Regions from separate parts of the Homo sapiens genome. Here region 2 is linked to region 1. Evidence: chromatin contacts called from ENCODE Hi-C or POLR2A ChIA-PET data. All regions are on one chromosome and are shown on one strand. The core of a region is the stretch at or near the end of the contact, and the rest is flanking DNA. Distances in the headings are between cores, read along the strand shown. Region 1 has its middle 58 kb from the start of CD44-DT. Region 2 overlaps SLC1A2 (solute carrier family 1 member 2).

Region 1 (6,452 bases), core at 3,723-6,222:
GTGTGGGAGGAGGGGCGGAGCCAAGGATTGGGTGTAGTCCTCCCTGGCTGACTGTGGCTGCCACCCACCATTGGAGAGGTCTCAGAAGGTTCCTCCCTATCTCCGTGGTAACCCGACACTGTGCTGTGGTGAGAAGAGGAAACTGCAAACAGAGTTGGCTCCTTCCACCAGACCCGTTCTGGAGTTCTAGATTTCTGCTTGTGGTGTGTCAATCATTCAATCAGACCTAACAGCAACTCCAGATTGCGGCTGTCAGAAGCCGTGGCCTCGCACGCCTTTCCTGGGCAACACCATCAGTCCACCAGGGCAGGCTGGACACATGGAGCCTGCGACTCTCCCCTGCCCAGTCCAGCCCCTGCTCCACTGCTGAGGAGCAGAACTCACCACATAGGAATGTGAGCAGCCAGGATGGGAGGGAGGTGAAGGATGAACGGGGAGCTGGGGCCAAAGAAGAGCCCAGCCAGGTCAAGAATTCCCCCAGTTCTCTTCCTTTGACACTCCACCCTCCAAATCGCACATCTGGAAGGAAAAATGAATCCCATATATATTTCAGAATTTCCATGAAGTTGAGAAGGGAGCACTATGGCATCTTGCAGGTTTTTCTGTTTTGCTTTTATTTTTATTTTTTTTTTTTTTGAGGTGGAGGCTCACTGTGTCACCCAGGCTGGAGTGCAGTGGTGGAATCTTGGCTCACTGCAAGCTCCACCTCCCAGGTTCAAGTGATTCTCCTGCCTCAGCCTCCCGAGTAGCTGGGATCACAGGCGCGCACCACCACACCTGGCTAATTTTTGTATTTTTAGTAGAGACAGGGTTTCACCATGTTGGCCAGAATGGTCTTGAACTCCTGACCTCAAGTGATCCACCTGCCTTGGCCTCCCAGCATCTTGCAGATTTTTGTTTGTTGTGTTTGCTTTGCCAGGAAAAGGAGGAGGTGAAAAGGGAGCCTTGAGGGAGAGAAGACATGATATTGACCATAACAGGTAGGAGGGGCTGGTGGGAGCTGGGAACATTCATTTGTTTAATTAGTCAATATGATGTGAGTAACCACTAAGTACCGAGCTCTGCTTTAAAGATTGAGGGGACAGCAATGAAGACAACAGGCTCCTGACCTCATGGAGCCTCCATTCTAGTGGCAGAGGCAGGCAATAAAAGTCACACATTTATTTATTTGTTTATTTTTTATTATTATACTTTAAGTTCTAGGGTACATGTGCACAATGTGCAGGTTTGTTACATATGTATACATGTACCATGTTGGTGTGCTGCACCCATTAACTCGTCATTTACATTAGGTATATCTCCTAATGCTATCCCTCCCTCCGCCCCGCACCCCACAACAGGCCCCAGTGTGTGATGTTCCCCTTCCTGTGTCCAAGTGTTCTCATTGTTCAACTCCCACCTATGAGTGAGAACATGCAGTGTTTGGATTTTTGTCCTTGTGATAGTTTGCTGAGAATGATGGTTTCCAGCTTCATCCATGTCCCTACAAAGGACATGAACTAATCCTTTTTATGGCTGCATAGTATTCCATGGTGTATATGTGCCACATTTTCTTAATCCAGTCTATCATTGATGGACATTTGGGTTGGTTCCAAGTCTTTGCTATTGTGAATAGTGCCGCAATAAACATACGAAAAGTCACACATTTATTTAAACAACAAAAATACAAGTAAGTAAACGATATTATGCCCACACACATATACATGAAGCAGAGCAAGAGATAGAGTGGAAGAGGGTTTGCAATCCAAGACAGGATAACCTGGGGAGCCCCCACATTGAAGGTGGCATCTGGGTTAAGTCTTGACAGAAGAGGATGTGAGCTGTCATGGTGTCTGGGGAAAGAACATTCTGAGACCAATCAAGAGTCCACTGAGGCTGAAGCAGTAAGTGAGGGGGTGGGAAGCGGGGAGGCTGGAGTGTGAAGTGCCAGGTCAGGGAGGGCCGTGAGGGCCACTGGGCTTTTCCTCTGAGTTAAATGAGGAGCCATGAGAGTTTCTTAAGTGAAGAATGGACACGATTTGACGTCTCTTTGAGGGTCACTTTGGCTGCTGCATGGAGAATAGAGGCAGCATTGGGATGGGGGGTGCTACTGAATCTCTGAAGTCTGATCTCACTGTCAAAAAGGGGAATTGGAGCTGGGCACGGTGGCTCACTGTAGCTCACACCTTTAATCACTCCTTGACTCTTTGGGAGGCCAAGGTGGGAGGATCGCTTAAGCTCAGGAGTTTGAGACCAGCTTGGGCAACATAGTAACACCTCATCTCTACTAAAATTCAAAAAAAAATTAGCTGGGCATGGTGGCACATGCCTGTAGTCCCAGCTACTCAGGGGGCTGAGGTGGGAGGATCACTTGAGCCTGGGAAGTTGAGGCTGCTGTGAGCCCTGATGGTGCCACCACACTCCAACCTGGGTGACAGAGCTAGACCCTGTCTCCGAAAAACAAAATGCTAGGAGAAGGACAGGAATTGGAAGGTTTTAGAGAGGTTGAAGACCAGAGTGCCACAAAAACTTTCTCTTATGTCATCAGGACTTATAGAAACTGGAAATACTTTGGGCGTATTCAGTGTTAATTAATGGTGTCCACACACCCCCTAAAATCATCTTGGTTATCACCAGTAGTTCATTTCCCACTGCTTGGAAAATGTGGTCTAGAGAAAGGCCAAACGTTCACCACACAGAGAGACTATAAGTTTGTCTGCCCATGGAGGTTCCCTTCAGGTGGCTGTTATTCAGATGTGACTTAAGAGACCCTAAGTTTGACCCTCTTAACTGTATAGCTTGGACTAAAATTCAAAATGTAAGCTGTTTTATTCAAATGCAGTGGGGTCACTAATTGATTTACACACTCTCAGCTGTGCGAAAATATGCAGCTTCTTTGTTTTCTGTAACTGATCAAATCTTCCCTGTGCGCCCTTAACCCTGTGGAGAAACGAGGAAAAGACCAGACTTACACAATCAGGGACTCTTGGTCTCTTCCAGCATCCTTAAGTTCCCCAACGTTAGCACCTGTTTCTGTGGTTGGTGGGAGTGGCATTACCATGTGACTATGCATGTGGGAATCAGGTCCTATGCTAGTTCCCCTGAGGTGATCCTGGTTTAGGCCCTCCATTGGCATGCAATGGCATTCATAGCTGTGGAACACTGACAATGTCATTGTCCCTAGAAATCAAAGTCCTTGATCTCAGTGGCTTCCACTTCCCAACCTCAGGCCTCTACATTTTCAGCAATCTCCCTTGAATTTCCCTGACCTTTACCGGGGCCTGTAGAAACATAGGGAAACATCACATTGCTGTCTATGAAGGTTCCTCTGTCTGCTAATGCTGCACTATCTCATTCAAGCCATGTTAGACATGGTGCCAAGACAAATACGAGGCTTCTCCTAGGTGCTTTCAGCCTCCTCCAGGCCATGTGTGGGAAAGTATGTCACTTGCCCAATGTTCTTAGGTTCCTAATACCTTTCTAAATGCTTCTATAGCCCGCCCCCAACAAGGCTTGACCCCAAGGAAGAGTGGAGGCAAGACCCTAATATTTGAAGGTCACACTCTGCCTCTATTTCTTTCTCATTCACAATCTCTCTTGGGCAGGAAGGACTGAACTTAACCTTTTGTCCCCTTCCTTTCTGGTAAGAACTTTCCCCATAAAATTTATTTTCTTTTGTTAAAATGGCACCCATTCTGCCTGCTTCCTTGAAGCCATGATAGTGTGTCAGATGTGCTCTCAGGGAAGTGGCCAAGAAGGCAGAATTAGGAAAGCAAGAGGTTTCTTGGGTGTGTTAGTTCTGGCTGCTGTAACAAAGTATCACAGACTGGGTGGCTGAAACAACAGAAGTTTATTTTTCACAGTTCTGGAGGTGGAAGTCTAAGATCAGGGTGCCAACATGGTTGGGTTATGGTCAGGGCCCTCTTCTGGGTTGCAGATTCCAACTTCTCATTGTATCCTCCCATGGTGGAAAGAGTGAGAGAGCTCTCTGGGGTTCTTTTTTATAAAGGCACTGATCCCATTCACGAGGGCTGTACACTCATGACCTAATTGTCACCCAAAGTCCCCACCTGCTCATACCATCACCTTGGAGGTTAGGATTTCCACATATGAATTTTAGGGGACACAATCATTGAATCAATTGCATTGGGAAATGAAGACAAAATGGGGAGGAAACAGGATTGGACTGCATGAGCCTCAGAGCTCAGTGCAGACCTGACAAAGTTTTGGCTCACTTCATGGGCATTTCGAAAACAAATATTGCTCATTTGAGGAGCCCCATGTTGAAAGAAATGGCCAAGCCATAGCAACCCCTCTGTGCTCAGCCCTTCTCTGGGGGCTGCCCAAGAAGAGGATGGCCTGAGCTTCAAAGATGAGACAATGCTAAGGTGCAAACAGCTGGGGGCTGCAAACTAACTGCACTCCTTGCAGCTGAACAGCAAGTTCTTTCTCAGAGGGAGATCCTCATGGGTGCCTCCAATACTGTCACAGTGGTGGAAAGGTCACTAGAGAATGATTGGTAGGGAAGAATAATGAAAATCCCATCAGTTTAATGTTTTGTAAGTGTTTTTTACATATTGCCCAAGCTTCTAAAGTCATCACTGAGCATAATCTTTGCCCACATCCTCTTCACTGCAGGTGAGGTTTATCCACTGTGACCACAGCATACAGCAAGTTACACAGATTTGACTTCTCTTGAACCTTTCCCAAGAACATCTTCACAGAATATAGTGCTGGGGTGATGCCTGAAAACTGTGAGCGTGGTTCTCACAGAGTCTTCTGCTTTTTATCTCAGAGATTTCCATGAAACCCAAAAATCTCCATTTTAATTTAATGTTTGGAACCAGGAAGTGCCCAGCAGTTAATCTAAACCTGTTTTTACCACGACAGCATTCTGTGTACTGCCCGGGAAATGTCAATGGTTTGTTGATACCAAATTAATGATGCATATCTCTAGCAAAGAAATCTCCAGTGAGTCAGAAACCAATCGTCAAACTGTCCGTCCACCAGGTTTCCTTCCTGTGAGTCACTTTAAGAAGGTTGACTTCTTCTTTCTCTGTTTCCAGCCTTTCTCTGGTTTAATCAATGAGAGTTAAAGCCATATGATAATTCTTGGAAGTATTGACAGATGTGACTGGTCCTCCCTCCTGGACAAGCCTTGAAATGGAAGTGATAGAGAGGAGATAAAAGGAGGTGGGAAAGGAAGTATGTAGACAGAGGGAGAAACAAAAAGGACCAGAGGTCTAGAAATTTCTTACTGCCCCAGAAGTTAAAACATTGTTTTGTTAATCATAATTTATCACAAAGGTGGCCAGTTTCCGGGGAATTGTGTTGCCAGACAAAATGCGGGACTCTCACTGAAATTAGAATTTCAAATAATAAATAATTTTAGTATAATTATGTCCAATGCAATATTTCAGACAAACTTACATTAAATTTTTTTCTTTGTGTATCTGAAATTCAAATTTAACTAGGTGTTCTGTATTTTTATTTGCTAAATCTGACAACCATATCTGGGAGATATTTTAATTTCCATTGCATTCCTTTTGTTGATGAGTGTGATGAGCTACTATATTGAACAGGAAGTAGAGAGGATAGCGCCATCCTCTTATTGTCTAGCAGAAAGATCCAGGTTATTTGGACTTAATAGTTCCTTACTCCCGGGGCAGTCTCTGCCTTCCCAGCCCCACTCAGCACTGAGCATTTCAAACTGACCATTGGCTGAAACCCATCAGCCAATCATTGAAACTGGACTTGCTGTCCTTGCTTTGGAATTGTCTATATCTATTATAAGGTGCGCTTGGATTTCACAAGCCTAATGAGCCTCATTCTTGCCTTAATCCTCCCCATGTTTGTCCAATCAATAGGAGAGATCTTTTGCTTTGGTTTCTGCCTACACCTGGGGTCTTGGACTCTAGACTATTCAGATACGGTCTTGACATCCTGCCTAAACCTTGCCATTTCCTTCTTTTCAGTGGTTTCCCTCAGTCCATGATAAACATATCACTTGGAAACACAATACTGCCTCCAAGCCTCACCATCTTCTAGGACAGAGGTTGCCAAACATTTTCTGCAAAGGGCTAGATAGAGTATATTTTTGGCTTTGCAAACCCTGCAGTATCTGTCACAACTCCTCAATTCTGTCATTGTAACATGTGAACAGACATGTGCTTCTGTACAGCATTATTTATCAACAAGTAAAGCTGTGACAGGTCACGGGCTATGTTTGGCCCAAAGGCCAAAGTTTGTTAACCTCTGTTCTAGAAGAGCCTGGGATCTTGCCTTTCTTGCCAAAAAGTTTCCACTTAGTTATAGATGCTGGCCTATTAGCTCAAGGAGCCACGTATTGTTTACTTAATGTGATGCTGATGGCCTCTCTATGACTCCATCAGAGACCAGTCCTATTTTACAGCCTTGGCACCCTCATCTTGGGCTTGGCAGTTCCAAGCTTTCTTCTCTTCCCTCTACCAGCT
Region 2 (5,887 bases), core at 2,835-5,334, 190 kb before region 1:
TTGTAGGTCCTGGTCCTTGGCAGTCACTTGTTTTCAAGCCTGTTGGATGTGAGTCACTTCATGAAACATTCAAAACCCTGCCTACTTCTGACCTAAATGTTAGCAAATGAAACAGGAGGGCTGGGCCCTCCCAGATCACCCCATGCAGGTGCTCACATGCTTACACTTGCAAAGGAAAGCAGAGCGTCCTAACTCCAGGGCTGAAGTGTGTCAGCAGAAGGGAGTTGGCTGAATTTTTTTTTTTTTTTAAAAAGGATGATACATTTGGATTAACTATGTTGATGAAATCATATAATAGAAAACCCCATCCTAGGCTGGAGCTGGGAAGAAAGGAGCAAATGAAGAGCTGTTGTCCAGTTCTGGGGCTCTGATCTCAAATGGAGGGAGGAGTGTGATCAAGGGAAAGAGAGTCTAAGAGGCAGGAGCCCTCAGTCTGAGCTCTGCACTTACTATCTAAAGGACCTTGGGCAAGTGACTTTCTGAGCCTCAGCTACATCATGTGTAAAATGGGGCAATAACATATCAGGTTGGAAGCAAGAGTCTAGGTTCAATGCCTTTGAGTGCCCTTCTAGTTTTAAGACCTAGAGTAGAATTCTGCTGGGGATGAATGTTTGTATACAAATAAGCACGAGCATTCCTTTTAAGAGGAAAAGAAAAAGGAAGGGTAGAGGATCCTGGGAAAATGTGTGTAGCTGTTTGTAGCTAGGTCAGATCTGCTTTGAATTAGTAATGGTGGCACATTCTTTCTCACCAGCAAGAGGAGTTCTGGAAACTAGCTCTTGGTTGTGAGCTCTGTGACTATTGGGTGCTCATTAGTGTGTAAGTGGTGGTGGGGGCTAAGATGAGATGGGGTGCAACTGGCCATTCCCTAGATAAGTAGTCTGTGGAGGAAAAGCAGAGAAAAAGAAAAGGGGGAAACTTCACCTCTTTAGCCAAGGTTTGTAAGCTTTCATAACTCTAGCAATTTTTCAATTTAAAACCAAACAAAGCCTACAGTGACATTTAATGTGTCACAGTGTTTGCCAACTGCTGGAGACCAGCCAGCCTCATTACTGCCCTCTAAGCCCTGGATGGTTTTCAACAGGCAGGCTTAGCTGCTCTGTAAATGTCATGGTGAAAACCAAGATTCTGGAGCCCTGAAAAATGCCGAGTCCCAGAGCACTGGATGGGTGGGACTGTTTAAAACCAGAACCTTCCCCTGGGTCCAGGAAGCCCTTTGCGTCAGGAGCCCTTGGCAGATATTTATAAGAGACCTTGCTGACACCCCAGTGTCTCTGAAGGAGGCAGGATGGAGTGGTAAATGGGAGCCAATACCAGGAAGAGGTAATAAATAACTGTGTCTGGCTACAGGTAGGAAAAGGAAAATCAAAATAAAGTGAAATCCGAGTGGACCTATGGCCTAATTCTCACATAAGACTCTGCTAGTGAGATCTTTTCTGGGCTCACATGTGCTAATTGGGGAATATAGTTGAGACGGCACTTAGAAGGAAGACCTCAAAGAGCCTCCACCCTCCAGGAGGGCTCTGAAGCTCCTCCCAACAGCATTCCTCTCTGGAGAGAATAGAGCATTCATTCTCAAACTCGAGCATGCACCAAAATCTCCCAGAGATATATCTGAGGTGGGGCTGGAGAATTGACATTTCTAGCAAGTTCCCAGGTGATTCTGATGATGCAATCTCCAGGGACTCTCCCTTCCAGAAGCAATGAACTAGAGACGGAGAAGGAAAACAGGAGTTTCTGATTGTGGGTATATGAGCACCTCTACTTTTTTTTGAGTTAACTCTTGACAGTTGATGCATCCTTTCAAAAAAATAGATTGAAAAGATACAGGATGCAAATAGCTAATACTTAGTGAGTGCTCCTTAAGTGTTAGATATTGTTCTAAGCACTTTACATGGGCTCGTTTGAAAGTCACAGCAGATTATGAAGCAACTAATAGTATTATCATTGTTTTACAGTTGAGAAAACAGGTTCAGAGAGAAGTAACTTATCCCAATTTAGTGGATATTAACTGGCTGAATTGGGGTTCAAACCCAGATGATCTAGATATCCTTGGGTGTTCCAAGCATGCTCATCTGAGTTCTGCTGTTTTAAAAATTTGAGACACACACATGCACATGCACACACACACACACACAAACTTAACTAACTGACCCTCCACTCATGGCTGGTGGAAAACAAAACTAATTCCTACGTTAACCTTTTCTTTGAAGATTTTAGGGGCTTATGTCTATCTTAGTCTTTTGCTTTGATTTCCCACTTCCACTGAATTCTCTTTTTTACATCTTATCTCCGGTCTACATCAACCTCCCCATGGAATGTGGCCCCTTTTCCACTAAGTCCTTTCCTCTCTCACCAAAGTTTCTCTGACTTGAGGCAGCATAATTGCAGATCAAGGCGGGATGGGGCAGGGCTATAGTTCTGCGCAGCAAAATCATTTTTTGATATATCACAAAATAAATGCATGTTCATAGCAAAGGGAAGGACAAAGTTCAAAAGAGTAATAAAATGAAAAAGAAGTCGTCTCCCCTTCATCGACTGTTGAATCTCAAGTGTTATTTCACTGTTAATAATTTCAGGTAGCACAGACATAAAATAAAAATGTAATGTTAGGCATCTCCTTTTCTAAAAAATCTTTTAGTATTCCCCACCCCTGGGAATTTCCCCTTGGGACTCCTTGTTCTCCATCTTTGAATATTTCCCCAGCTCTCTGGACACCCCTCTCCTTTTCATCTGTAAAGTAATCTGAGCTCTCTGTGCCTCTCTCCTCATCCTGCTAGATCATGGCCTGCATCCTGACTTTTTACCACGAAAATATCTAACCAGATGTTTTACTAAACAAAAACCAATTGTGTCTCTAGAGCTAATCTGCTTTCAAGTCTTAAATTCACAATCCATCCTGGTCCTGCCCCTTCCACATACCAGCCTCCCCATTCTCCCCTGCCCAGCCTGTGCCATAAGTAAATGAAACATAGTCTCAGTCCTCAAGGAGCTTATAGTCTAGTAATGGGGTCAAGAAATCCCAATGGAGCCTCCTAGGTGCAAAAAGAAATGGATAAGGTGTAGGGAGGAATAAAAGAGAAAATGCTCTGATCCCCTTTTCACCTGGACTAAAAATGGTAATATAATGAGAAGCTTCTTCTGGGTCATATAAGCCTTTTATATAAAACAGCCTTGGTGGAGGACCTCTTGGTTGACAAGCACTCAATACATGTTAGCAGTTATTATCTTCTCAACATGCTTGCAGGTGAGTATCCCTCTCCATATGTTACGAATGAGAAAGCTGAGCAGGACAGGCTAAGAAATCTTTAATGCTTGAGCTGGGAGTGTCATCCAGGCTGGTATCCGGACTTCACGCTCTTAGCCAATGCTTACGTGGATCTCCTTTTCTTCCCTAACCCCATGTGACTTTAGCCCTTGAATGCCCAGAGCTGTGCCAGCCTTCCTCGGGTTTGGGGCCTCAAGTGACCCCTCTTCCACACCCTGCCCCTAAAGACAGTCCCTTCGCACCATGCATCCTGAGAGGCAGGTGCTATGTTTTGTTTCTATCAATATTAAGTTGAACCATATGAAATTGCCAATATTTGACCTTTTTATATGGAAATAAATGGCAATTTCATATGGTTCAATCCAATGCAAGACACCAGATGAATTGTGGGTGACAGCTCCCTCAGCCCTGTTCTTCTCTGTGAACCAGGAGTTCCAGACGATTTCACATTTCCCTGTTGGAGGATTTAGACTGAGAGATGAAGATGAGAGAGAGTACCTTGGTACTTGTTTTTCTTTCAGTGAACCAGACCCAGTGACTCAGTGTGAAGTAACTCGGTCAAGCCCCTCTCTCATTTTTGGTTCCTGGTGACCTCTAAAGCATAGCCGTGTCATCTGTAGAAAACCCATGAAATGCAAGATCTGCTTTCATCTTCATCCCCTTCTTGCAGTCCTGACACACAGCGTCCAGACCCAAAGATGGTGTCACACACTCTAAAAGTTGTCTTTTACCAAGCCTTAAAGCTCTTGAGGGCAACGCGAAAGACAGGGTTTCCTGAGTGGTGAGGGATGATTGTGAGAGAAAATGAAACTCTGCCTGTGAAGAAACTTTCCACACATGAACCACAAACTCCCATGTCCTGCCTTGGGCCCCAGTTAAACTTCCCCAGAGTTGGTCAGACATTCCCCTGGCAGCCTCAAGGGTGTTCTGCCTTGCAGCATTTTCAGAAAGGAAGACCCATGCAGAGCAGCCATGACCTACCTCCTGGCTGGGCATCCTGGGAATCTTCCCAGAATGCCTTGTGGCAGAGAAACCTGGCATGAGAGGGCTCTGTATTCTAGTTTAATCCAAATTGACAGCTTTCTGTTTAACAGATCCCCTTTAACGTCCTGCCTTCTCACTTAGAAACCTATTTTCATAATCTTACCTTTTACTCCTTCCCTTCTGTATTGATGGAATACAGTCCCTCCACCAAAGGAAATGGCCTTTATCTCCACTCTGGACTTCCATCCTCTCTGATCTCTCTAGGAACCTAACTTCATCAATTATTCCCTCTTCTCTGTATCTTCAGTTACTTCTTCCCCACCAACCTCTTCTCATTTTGATTTAAACATGTTCAAATATTCTACCTCTTAAAACAAAACACAAATTTGATCTCCTTTCCATTTCCATCTGCCATTTCCTCTCCTTCCTTTCTCAATCAATCATCTTGAATAAGCTGATTATACATAATGTCTCCATTTCTTCACTTCACTTTCCATTTTTTACCTATAGTGAGCTGGCTTCTATCACTACCTCTGTATTGAAACTGCTCTTGCCAGGCCAATAGTGACCTCTTTGTTGTTAAAACCAAAAGAATCTTCTTTTTTAAGATGGAGTCTCGCTCTGTTGCCCAGGCTGGAGTGCAGTGGCGCTATCATGGCTCACTGCAACCTTCGTCTCTCAGGCCCAAGCGATTCTCCCACCTCAGCCTCCAGAGCAGCTGGGATTACAGGTGCACGACACCACACCCGGCTAATTTTTTGCATTTTTAGTAGAGATGGGGTTTCACCGTGCTGGCCAGGCTGATCTCAAACACCTGACCTCATGATCCACCCACCTCAGCCTCCCAGAGAAACGTCTTACCCTCATCTCACCTGATCCCTAGATAATAATTAGGGTTGTTTGCCATACCCTTATTTTGAAGCATACTTCCATTTACTTACAAAATGACAAACTCTTCTAGTTTCCTTTAACTTTTGCAGGCTCTTATCTTGCCCATTCATTAAAAGTTGGTTGACCTTAGTGTTCCAGCCTAGACTGTCTGCTTTTTACACTCTGCATTCTCTCCAAGGGTTAATTAAGCACCTCGGTGGCATCCTCAGCCTTCTCTATGGGATGAGTCCTATTATCACCTGCATCACAGATGTGTCTCCTGACCATCAGTCTATATTACCAGCCATCTGTGGGGCATCTGCTCATAACTGAGTCACATGCTTCACCCTCAACGTGTCCAAACCAAAGCCAGAATCTTTCCCGCTCCAACTGACCATGCTCCCTACATATGGTTACATTGTCTACTGGTTGCCCAAACCAGAAACCTGAGAGGAATCTTTGACTCTTTTTTATTCCCTATAACCAATCAGTCTTCAAGTCCTATAATTCTGTCTCCTGAGTCTTGCTCAAATCCATCTTTCTCCAAACCCATCATATCCTCACTAACTGGATTTCACTCTTTCAGGCTTATGATTTTTTAGTTCGTTCTTCACAATGGAACAAACATGATCTTTTCTTTCAATGGCTCTTCATTACACTTGAGATAAAGACTAACTCCTGAACTTGGCTGATAAGGCCATACATGATTTGGTTAATTCTTACTTTCTGCGTCTCTCACTATACTTGTTAGCCATCCTGAATTCA

The links. Hi-C counts contacts between places; a loop is a spot of excess contacts on that map. ChIA-PET counts read pairs that join two places held with the same protein, here RNA polymerase II (POLR2A). Pooled maps may share reads with other maps.
Region 2: a pooled map shows a loop between it and region 1 (5-fold over the local background). The contact joins two enhancer-like sites. A Hi-C loop is called at or near these places in 1 of 37 single-sample maps with no recorded cell type and 10 of 50 pooled maps. POLR2A ChIA-PET finds 5 or more read pairs at or near these places in 1 of 52 experiments (WTC11).

What each region holds. Positions count from the first base shown.
Region 1 is chr11:35,076,356-35,082,807 of GRCh38, reverse strand. No RefSeq gene overlaps it. Among named protein-coding and RNA genes, the nearest start is that of CD44-DT, 58 kb to the left of the region's middle. RefSeq lists an enhancer at 4,665-4,714. Within about 2 kb of position 4,972, at least 12 of the 41 ENCODE cell types and tissues checked have a DNase peak (open chromatin) inside an H3K27ac peak, as active enhancers do.
Region 2 is chr11:35,270,813-35,276,699 of GRCh38, reverse strand. All of the region lies in intron 9 of SLC1A2 (solute carrier family 1 member 2), which reads left to right. Among named protein-coding and RNA genes, the nearest start is that of SLC1A2-AS1, 8.1 kb to the left of the region's middle. RefSeq lists an enhancer at 3,905-3,954. Within about 2 kb of position 4,084, at least 5 of the 41 ENCODE cell types and tissues checked have a DNase peak (open chromatin) inside an H3K27ac peak, as active enhancers do.